2 separate regions of the Homo sapiens genome follow, and region 2 is linked to region 1. Evidence: chromatin loops called from intact Hi-C (ENCODE). Cell type or tissue: ascending aorta. All regions are shown on one strand. Each heading gives the region's core, and the rest is flanking DNA. Links, peaks and the distances in the headings are about the cores only. Region 1 holds the start of TIA1 (TIA1 cytotoxic granule associated RNA binding protein). Region 2 holds the start of ANKRD53 (ankyrin repeat domain 53).

Region 1 (5,373 bases), core at 108-5,107:
CTGGTCTTGAACTCCTGAGCTCTAGTGATCTGCCTGCCTCGGTCTCCCAAAGACTGGGATTACAGGCGTGAGCCGCCCCGCTCAGCCGACATCACGTTTTTCGATGTGTAAATTCTCCTATGTTTAAAAAATATTTCTACAACTTAAATAAACTTACATCATAGATATTTTCCAGTTCAACACTACAGATCTGATTAATAGCTTTTCAATAACTGCAAAATAGTCCATAAAATGAATGTTCCATCTGGGGGCAGCGGCTCACGTCTGTTATCTCAGCACTTTGGGAGGCTAAGGCAGGCAGATCACCTGAGGTCAGGAGTTCAAGACCAGCCTGGCCAACATGGCAAAACCCTGTCTCTACTAAAATACAAAAATTAGTTAGGCTAATTTAGGTGGTGGCGCACGTCTGTAATCCCAGCTACTAGGGAGGCTGAGGCAGGAGAATCGCTTGAACCTGGGAGGCAGAGGTTGCAGTGAGCCAAGATTGTGTCACTGCACTCCAGCCTGGGAGATAGAGCGAGACTGTCTCAAAAAAAAAAAAGAAAGAAAGAAAAAGAAAAAGTTCCACATGTATTTGGTGTAAATTGAATAAATTACCATAAGTGGCATTGATGGATATTCAGGTTACTCCATTTTTTTCTACTGTAAACAATGCTGCAGTTGTATCTTGGCACATAAATCTTTATAAATTAATTGTTTTATTTCTGTAGGATAGATTCCTAGACATAGGATTACTTTAGTGACATATATATATAATAAGCAATGTGAAATGCATACAGAGTATACTGAATCACATTTCAGAGCTCTAATTTCTCTGCCTCCTAAAGTTGGACTGAAGTTTATGTATCTTTTGACTTGTTTACTTTTAAGATTCTTGTGACCAATTTGCATTAAATAGCTGGGGTTTTTTGTTTGTTTCTTTGTTTGTTTTTTGAGACGGATCCTCGTTCTGTTGCCCAGGCTGGAGTGCAATGGCAAGATCTCGGCTCACTGCAATCTCCACCTCCCAGATTCAAGGATTCTCCTGCCTCAGCCTCCTGAGTAGTTGGGATTACGGGCCCCCACCACCACATCCAGCTAATTTTTGTATTTTTAGTAGAGACAGGGTTTCGCCATGTTGGTCAGGCTGGTCTCGAACTCCTGATCTCAGGTGATCCGCCCGCCTCAGCCATCCAAAGTGCTGGAATAACAGGCGTGAGCCACTGCCCCCGGCCTAAACAGCTATTTCTTAAATGCTTTTCAATGTGCAATCAATACACGGAAGAAATGCAAATATAAATAAAAATCTGGCATCTGGAAATATCCTCCCCGCGCTGAAAAATCTGGCTAGCACCAACGACGCAAATTCTTAATAAAATCCTTACTTTTTTAAGTAAAACTTTTTTTCTTTTTTCTTATTTCTTAAGTAAACATTTTAAATTGAAATTTTTTTTCTGTACAGAGAAAGTTGAAACATCCATTCCTATGTTTGGGATGAGAAAAGATAAATTATTTATGTTATTGGAAAACAGAAGATTACAGACTGTCAATAAACTTTTACTTTTAAATGAATAAATAATACATGACAATTCTTTTCACATGAGAGAACGTCTGCTTCTATTTCCTCCTAAAATACTGTGGCGGCTGGGCATGTCAACAGCGCCGCTGGTGTAGTGGTATCATGCAAGATTCCCATTCTTGCGACCCGGGTTCGATTCCCGGGCGGCGCATAGGCGTTTTGCTTCTCGCTCGCTAAAAACCAGATAGCTTGAAGAGTCTTTATATATCTTTCCAAAAGAGGAAAGATTTAGGCTTTTTACTGTCCCTGAAGGTTTCCACTCCCTCATAATTCGCGGTCGAAACACTCGAATCCGCAGCCAGAAGACAAAAAAGTTCACGCAAATCGTGAAGTAGTTAATACTTGCGCCTGCGCAGTCTGAGGCGTCCCTCGCGTCGGGTGGAAGAGCGGCTGCGCAACAAGTGAACCTATGGATTAAGGTGTAGCCGGGCGGCCCGGAGGTTGAGAGTGCAAGATTATTCTGCGCCTGCGCGGCCCGGGTAACTTTGCTGGCTGCTCCTAGGCTCCCGGCTCGCCGCCATCTTGTATTGGGGTTTCATTGTTCCCGCTGGGCCGGGCGGTTTAGTGTAATTGCCGCCGGAGGAGGAGGCGGAGTAACCTCTGGTCAGCCGAGAAACCCCACTATCCTGTAGCCATAACCGCTTAAACGATTTGGGAGGTAGTGAAGGGCAGGGAGCTGGACCTGGAGGCGCCGCCGCGACAGCAGCAGCCATGGAGGACGAGATGCCCAAGACTCTGTGAGTCTGGGGCAGCGATGAGGGAGGCGGGATGGTGGTCGTCCCGGAGGGAAGGCCTCGGCCCTGCGCCGCTCCCAGCCTATTGTTCTCCGTGGACACCGCGATATCGTGGTTTTTGTTTCCTTAGCATGCACCTGGATGCTTACAACCAAGACCCAATCTGTGAGGACGAGGTGAAGGGAGACGGGGCTCAACCCTCTCAATTAATCCCTTCACTTTAGCAACACCATTGCATGACCTTTGCTCTCGCCACGGGCCCTCTGTGGTCTTAGACCTGGAGAAAAGACTTTAATTCAGACCTCTTTTTAGAACTCGTCGAACCTTCCTTTTGTCCTATGCTTTCTTTCCTTTTCCCGCTTCTCCCCCTTTTTGATTAACCTCTTCTTATCTTTACAGCCGTCTCCCTTTAATTTTACTTTTGATTTCCTACTGAAATTCTTCCTTTCATTTTCTTCTCGGTGATAAGATTTTTTTTCCTCCTCGAGGGTGCTTGTACTCATTTTCAGTGCAGTAAACTTTATTCTTGCAGTTGCCAATTGGAAAAAAGCCAAGCATTTTTCTTTAACCTCTGGCTTTCCTTCTGTAGCACCCACCGACCAAAAAGCCTAACCAGACACCCCAAGGATTTGGAAATCTCACCCAGAAGGAATATATCAATTGAGGGGAAATGGATTTAATATTATTTTTATAGTCGTTTACTACTGTTGTGATTGACATGGTGTTGAACGAGCGGGCTGTAAATGCCCTAACATATTTACAGAGAATTTTTAGAGATAGCGTTAAATTACCGGAGCGTGGATATTTTCTTTGTCGTGTGGCTTCCCCAACTGCGTTCTTTGTTTTTCGAGGTATTATCGGATGAGTTGATCCTGCCTTTGTTGGCATTTCTCGGAAGAAGAAAAGCTCAATGAGTTCTTGACATAGCTTTTTGTTTTTCTTGGATGACATAGCTTTTTGTTTATATTCTTGGAATACTGGCAGTTTGAGAGCTCCATGCATTAAAAATGCAATTTTAGGTTTCTCTTTGCAGCTCTCTAATAAAGTTGCTCTGAAGTACGATGTAATTGTTTTTTTACCTCCAAAATTTTTCCACTTTTAAGTTGCTATTTCTTGTCTATATTGGAAATGTGGTTACACTTGTTTTCTTAATAGATTGTCAGTTAATCTGTTAGTAACCTTGAAATTTCTTTTCTCTATTCCTGAGGCTCAGAAAGTATCTTTTCAGTAGGACGTAGCAATTAGTGCATGACCTTTGTTTTAGGAAAGATTGTATCTGTAGATGAATACTCCCTAAAAAACTACTAGCCTCACGGTGTTGGTGGAATCTCTTCCCTCTTGCCTCTTAGCTATGACAGTCATCAGCATTTTGGGTTAAGGCACTGCTCGTGTTTTATAATGTAAACTTAATATTCTCAGTATTAGTTTGAAAATGTTTAATTTTAGAAACTGCAGAAGTATCTGACCACTTAACTTTTTAACTTTTTAATTTTGTTTTTACTTTTTAATTTTTTGAGATGGAGTCTCACTTTGTCACCCAGGCTGCAAGGCTAGAGTGCAGTGATGCGATTTCGGCTCACTGCAACCTCCACCTCCTGGGTTTAAATGATTCTCCTGCCTCACCCTCCCAAGTAGCTGGCACTACATGCGGGCACCACCATGCCCGGCTAATTTTTGTATTTTTAGTAGAGATGGGGTTTCACCATGTCGGCCAAGCTGGTCTCGAACTCCTGACCTCAGGTGATCCGCACACCTCGGCCTCCCAGAGTGCTGGGATTACAGGTGTGAGCCACTGCGCCTGGCCTGTCCTCAACTTTTAACTATTACATTTATTACTTATTTTGCCTTGTATCCCTCACTAATACACCCCATCCAAGAAACTCTTCCTCAAAGTAGTCATACTGTAAAAGTCTTCTCTTGTTTCTACCTCCCTCAACCCAAACTCCCATTTTTCTAGTCAGGCAAACCTTGACCAAACATGAGGGTACTAATCCCTAAGTTTTCCTAATAGTGTTTTTAATTTTAATGTAAGATTTTTGCTTTAATGACCCTGGAAGTCAGAGGCTTTTAATATATGTTCTTAGCAGAGTTCTTAGCACATTAAAAACACAGCCTCTCAATATATGTTCTTAGTGTGGTCCATGGTAAGTAATCAATACATTTGTTTAAGAAACTGGTATAATTGGCTGGGCACAGTGGCTCACGCCTATAATCCTAACACTTTGGGGGGCTGAGGAGGGTGGATCACTTGAGGGCAGGAGTTCAAGACCAGCCTGGCCAACATGGCGAAACCCTGTCTCTACTACAAATACAAAAATTAACTGAGCATGGTGGCGCATGCCTGTAATCCCAGCTACTCGGGAGGCTGAGGAAGGAGAATCGCTTGAACCCGGGAGGTGGAGGTTGCAGTGAGCCGAGGTTGCGCCATTGCACTCCAGCCTGTGCAACAGGAGGGAGGCTCCATCTCAAAAAAAAAAAAAAAAAAAAAAAAAATCTGGTAGAATTTCAAGCAGTGAATTAAGATTTTACTCTTTCTTGAGGATAAAATAGAGTCTGAATTTTTATCACCCACATACCTAAATGGCTCACTGGAAATTCCTTCATTTGCTACATCTGAGTGTTCGGCATCTCCATGTTAAGTTAGAGAATACCAGTATTTGATTTCTTGTCACCAATACTTTGGAATCATATTCTGAGACAAACTTCCCGAAAGTTTATACTGCAAGATTATTTTGAGGAGTATTCAAGGTACAGTTAATAAGTTCAAACATTTGTAGTGAGCATATGGGTGATGTATACTACTCTTCTCCATATATAAATTTGAAATTTTCCACAGTAAAAAAATAAAAATACGTGTATAGTGAGTCTGAATTGGCCTTGGTTACTTTAAAAATATTCAACTTGTGAACTAAAAGCTACACACTAGACTAGAAAAACATTGCTGGTGTTAGTTGATGAAAGTTAATTCCCTCAAATCCAGACACCTTAATATCCTTTGTGTGGTTTACTCTCAAATGCATGAGTGTTCTCTTTTGAGATAACTATACTGTTATTGTGCGGCTTTCCCATTTGCTAAGATGC
Region 2 (5,373 bases), core at 57-5,056, 730 kb before region 1:
ACACCATGTGGATTCCTGACTGCTTTATGTGGGACCCAATCCTTGTCACCTCCAGCAACCCCTCTGCTTGTCCTGCATGGATTTGCCTGCCTGGAAGTAGGGCTGTGCCCGTGCCTGTGCCCGAAGCCTCCCTCCTGAAGCAGGCTGGACTCACGCATTGAGGTCTGCGCCTTTCTCCAGCAGGTAGTAGATGCAGGGGAGGGCCACGGTGGTGTTGTCCCTGTGGATGACGAGGTGCAGGGGTGTCTGGCTATTGTTGGTCAGCAGGTCCACGGGAAACTTGTACTCCTCTACCAGGACCTGCAGGCATGCAAGCTTGCCCCATTGGGCGGCGAAGTGGATGGCAGTGAAGCCCTGTGAGGTTCAGAGCAGGCAGGAGGAGGCTGAGTGGGACTGAGGTCCCAGGGTCCACAATTTATATAAATTTATTGGGGTTACCTTCACTTTCTTCCCTGTGTCCCCAGGAATGCTCACACCCTTTTGCTAATTAACCAGTGTGTGTTCATCAGCCCACCCAACCTCCCTGCCCCCAAAATGGTCCTTCCACAGCCAGAAGATGAGTTAAATTAGGAAGATCTACCCAGAAAAGGATATCTCTTCTCCAGGTGACCACTCCGAGCAGCGTAGCGGGAGAGGGACCTCGGTCTTTGCCCCAACACTCAAGACCTTACCTTGTCGTCGGTGGGGATTTCCCTGAGGCTCTGGTTCAGACAGAATCGCAGCCATTCCACGTTGCCCACAGCCGCTGCGAACAGCTGGTAGTAGCTCCCGATCGCCGTCTGGTCGATTGCCGTCTGGTCGGACTCCTTGCTGGGGCTGGGGTCAGCGCGGGGCGGGGTGAGCGAGGCAGGGCGGCGCGGCCTGGCGAGGGCAGTCGCCTGCGCACTGAGGTGGTCTGCGAGGTCGGGCAGGGGCTGGCTGGAGGGCGGGGCAGTGGGGAAGCGACTCTGGGCCACGGCCCGGGCACCTCTCGGGAGGCGATCCCTGGCCCCCGCCTGGCTGGTGGGCGGGGCAGTGGGGAAGCGACTCTGGGCCACGGCCTAGGCACCTCTCGGGAGGCGATCCCTGGCCCCAGCCTGTCTCTGCTGGCTTCTCGGGCCGCAGCCTCCGCCCCCGCCCGCTCCAGGCCCTGCCCACCAGGGAGGCGCTGGGCCGGGTTCTCGCTCCCTGCAGCCGGGACACCTTCTCCCGCTACCCACCTGGGCTGCTTGGACTCCGCGTCAGTCCAGGTGGCCTTCAAGGAGACTTTGTTCGCCTGCTGCATGGAGCCACTTGGAGTTGGCTGCGGCCGAGCACCTCTCCCTTCTCCCCTTTCTGAGTGCCAGCTTCCGGAGCCCGCCCGCCGAGCGGTGCTGCCCGCGGAGGCCATCGCGGGGCTGGAACTCGGACCCGGGCCGGGCGGGCTACTCACACACCCGCCGGCGCCCCGCCCCCGGGGGCCACTCCTTGCCAGCTGGCCGCGGTTTCCCGGCCCCTTCCAGGCCGCTAGGGTTCGGCTGCCTCTCTAGCTGGAGGGGCAGAGCCCGGGGGCCTCCGGGGACCCTGCCCGCCTGCCGCTCCCCACCCGCCGCTCTGCTCCCGGTCTGAGCCAAAACCCCCACTCAACCTCCCAGTCCTGCTGCCCGGGAAACTCAGCATCAAACACACAAACAACAAAGACACTTGGCTTTTGTTTCCGATTATCAAACTAATAAGTAGAAAACAGAAATATTCAATGTGGAAATTAAAAATTACCATCCCACCACGCACAGAAATCATGGTTTATTGCAATATATATGCATATCATGACTATTTTTTGTATCTCTTTTCGTTTATTAATAGCATTATATTACGAGCTAGCGCCCATTGTCACTCCACATACTAAACGTACATTATGACGCAACCAGAGCCCAGCGTCATAATGGATGTGCCATTGTTTCACATGTGCTGCCAAGAACGAAATGGCTCAACTCTGGTTGTTTTCTTAGAATGGATTCCTGGGAGTCGAATCACTAGGTGAAAGGGAATGAATATTTTTCAGCTGTCAATATGGGCTTGCAGACTGCCTTCCAGGAAGGTTATTATTCACTTCCACTTCCACCTGCAGTGAAGCGGGTGCGCTGCACATCAGCAGTGTGGCTTTTGGCAAGTTATCTGACTTAGTTTCTGTGGGCGGCAAGCCACCCAGGTGCCAAGGCAAGAGACCGAGGGCACAAGCTGTTCCAGTATAATAAAATATACAAAACAACAAGAGTTATACTAGATCTAGATCTAGATCATAGACGTGATTATATATGAATATCGTTAATCATTAGTTTGTAGCAATTACTCTTTATTCCAATATTGTAATAATCCTCGCTCTATAATCATAACCTAGGAAAAACCAGGCCATAGAGAGATAGGAACCAAAGGGACATAGTGAGAAGTGACCAGAAGACAAGAGTGCGAGCCTTCTGTTATGTCCGGACAGGGCCACCAGAGGGCTCCTTGATCTAGCGGTAATGCCAGCGTCTGGGAAGACGCCGGTTACCAAGTGGACCGTGGTCTGGCGGACCCTGGTCTGGCGGACCGTGGTCTAGCGGTAGCATCAATGCAAAGGAAAAGCACCCGCTACTTAGCAGACCGGGAAAGGGAGTCTCCCTTTCCCAGGGGGAGTTTAGAGAAGACTTTACTCCACCACCTTTTGTGGAGGGCTTGACATCAGTCAGGCCCGCCCACAGTTATCTGGAGGCCTAAACATCTCCCTGTGACGCTGTACTTCAGCGGTCACACTCCTGTTTCACTTTCATGTTCCATCCTGTACATCTGGCTCTGCCTTCTAGATAGCAGTAGCAAAATTAGTGAAAGTACTAAAAGTCTCTGATACACAGAAATAATGGCGTAAGCTGTCCTCTCTCTCTCTCTCTCTCTCCCTCCCCCTGTCCCCGCCCCCACCCCCACCCACCTCGGCTGCCAAGCAGGGAAGGGCCCCCTGTCCGGTGGACACGTGACTCACGTGACCTTATCAATCATTGGAGATGACTCACACTCCTTACCCTGCCCCTTTTGCCTTGTATCCAATAAATAACAGCACAGCCAGGCATTCGGGGCCACTACCGATCTCTGCCCTCTTGGTGGTAGTGGTCCCCCGGGCCCAGCTGTCTTTTCTTTTATCTCTTTGTCTTGTGTCTTTATTTCTACAATCTCTCATCTCCGCACACGGGGAGAAAAACCCACCCACCCTGTGGGGCTGGTCCCTACAAGTTGCTACAGCAGCAAAATGGGGATAATAGCACCTACTTTACAAGGAATGAAGGAATGCAAACAATGAGAACAGTGCTAGCAGAGAAGCACTACCTGTGAATCTGCTATTACTCAAAGAAGAACTATTCAAACCATTGCTAGCATCAGATATTAGGATTTTAAGTAAATGTTCACTAATTTGGTAGTGGAAATGATGTTCTAATGTGGCTCTTTGATTACCAACAAGGGTTAAACATTTAATTATCAGTGGTTTTGTCTTCTAGGAATTCTTTTACTCACATGGTTCTTTGAGGGCCTTAATGTGTTTCTTACTGATCTGTAAAACTTATTAGCATAGTGACCCTTTATGTATGTTATATTTGTTGTCAATATTTTCCTCAGTTTGCCTTTTGACTTTTTAGAATATAGAGTAGCTAAGCAATAACTGTTGCTTGAATCAGTGTTGTCTTACTGAGCCATCCACATTCTCATCCCTTCTCAACAGGAATGACCCCAAGTTTATCAGAAGGCTCCTGTGGCTCCAGGGTCAACTCTGGGCATATCTGACTACATCACTCCACCCCTACCATGGTCTCTCCTCTGTACCCCAGCGTTCCAGGTATTTCCCCTAAGAAAAGGACAGAAGGTCCCCTAAGACCACAGTGACCTGCAGAGAGGGACAAGAATACAGATTATCCACCCAGAATCACGTTTCTCCCTTTCCAGGGTACTGTCTTCTGAGAGCGCACTTGTCTGCCAACCCCAGTAGCCAGGACTCAGCATACCTGGCAAACACCTTCAAAACTAGCAAATCATGCTGGCTATCTGCCCCAGGTAGGGCCTTAGCAACTGGCTTCAAGTTGAGATAAAGTGACAGTGCTTTTCAGGGATACAGTTTGAAGATTTCCTGGGCTATTGTTGCTTCTGGGGTGTTAGGATTCTAATAATTACAACAGGACCCTGTGTATGTGGTGGGGTTGGAGAGAGCATCTCAGTACCTCTCCAAGTTCATCCTCACTATCTTGAACTGGGGTATCTTACATCTCTATACCAGTGTTTTGCAACCCTGGCTGTACAAACACCAATGCAGGGGTCTTACCCCTACAGATTCTGATTAATTCATCTGGTTTGGGGCCTGGGCATTGGTATTTGTAAAGTTCTCCAGGTGATTCTCGTGTGTAGCCAGGGTTGAGAACCACTTTAAGGCCTTTCTGCCTCAGTCAGGGAGGCAAGAGGCTGCAGGTGATTTTGAGGGAGAAGGGTCAATAGAGTAAGGGAGGAAGAAACAGGAAACTAGCAGAGTCCCCGGGGGGAGAGAATGTGTTATCCTAAAGACCCTTGGTCACAGCCATGCAGCTGGGCAAACAGATAACGCCTGGTGGAACAACAGAAGCTGGACCATGAGAAGGGCAGACAGCAGAAAATGCCCAGAGAAGGGTTCAATTTCTTCTTTGGAAGGTGATGGTAAGGGTGTGGCTCCAGATTAACTGGTTCTACAGCTCCAGGCAAGGGAGATGGAAGGCTGAGGGGAGCAGGTCCATCAGGGAGCAGTTGGGGGAGAACCTAGAGAGGCACTGTCTGTACACTCCAGGGCCAGTGCCCAAGGCCAGATGCTCCTCATCTATTCTCTAAACCACCCCAGGATCCTCTTGAAGCTTAAGCTAGTTTAGATTGAGCTTCTGTCACTTTCAACTGAAGCTTGACTAGTAAAAACTCCTGAGGTTAAAGCCTCTATTGGGTAAAAGAATTAGAACCAGTGGGATAGTCCCAGAAAAGAGCTGTGTGGGCTAGGGGCACTGTGAAGACCCAGGGGACATTGGAACCTGGCCCTGTGCTGTCTTCCAGGAGGAGTGGTACACCCCAGAGAAATGGCCAGGTACGTGAAACTAAAGAATCATGCTTGGAGTGCTGAGATCCATTTGTCTGAGCAGGAACACACCCTAAGATGGGCCTAGGCTGTGGAAGCTGACACTTTCACTGTGGCCAGGCAGCGTGCTCGCTCATGAATGGGAGCAGGGTGGGGGAACTTGGCTGTGAGAATTGGGAGTCCTCCAGTGGTGAGTCTGGGTTCTGGCTGTGGTGGTAATGGGGTAGGAAACAGGACTTTCAGAACAGCACCCTGGAGTATCCATTTGGAAGGAAGTGGATAATGCTTTTGGGGGAGAAAGAAAA

Evidence for each region. A loop is a pair of places that touch in the nucleus more often than their neighbours do. Peaks named below come from ENCODE experiments on the same cell type or tissue, not always from the same donor. Only the 100,000 strongest peaks of a DNase experiment are listed, where the experiment ranks them.
Region 2: a loop joins it to region 1, with 6 times the contacts of the local background. A loop is called at or near these places in 1 of 110 quality-filtered maps.

The regions. Positions count from the first base shown.
Region 1 is chr2:70,245,327-70,250,699 of GRCh38, reverse strand. It overlaps TIA1 (TIA1 cytotoxic granule associated RNA binding protein), which reads left to right and starts at 2,072. Exons shown (of 13, transcript NM_022173.4): 1 at 2,072-2,295. The coding sequence starts at 2,270. TRG-CCC2-1 (tRNA-Gly (anticodon CCC) 2-1) reads left to right here and starts at 1,639; the gene lies at 1,639-1,709. RefSeq lists enhancers at 1,676-2,490, 2,491-3,306. In ascending aorta, for the core only: no CTCF peak of the experiment used is centred there; DNase peaks (open chromatin) are centred at 1,170, 1,659, 1,999 and 2,479; H3K4me3 peaks cover 3,624 bases; H3K27ac peaks cover 3,071 bases.
Region 2 is chr2:70,974,642-70,980,014 of GRCh38, reverse strand. It overlaps ANKRD53 (ankyrin repeat domain 53), which reads right to left and starts at 1,385. Exons shown (of 6, transcript NM_001115116.2): 1 at 1,200-1,385; 2 at 672-918; 3 at 155-354. The coding sequence starts at 1,369. LOC105374795 (a long non-coding RNA gene) reads left to right here. Exons shown (of 2, transcript XR_001739534.2): 2 at 3,707-5,373. RefSeq lists silencers at 949-1,008, 1,369-1,458 and an enhancer at 2,486-2,755. In ascending aorta, for the core only: a CTCF peak has its summit at 2,466 (motif pointing right); DNase peaks (open chromatin) are centred at 1,124, 1,924, 2,474, 2,984 and 1 weaker place; H3K4me3 peaks cover 2,922 bases; H3K27ac peaks cover 3,413 bases.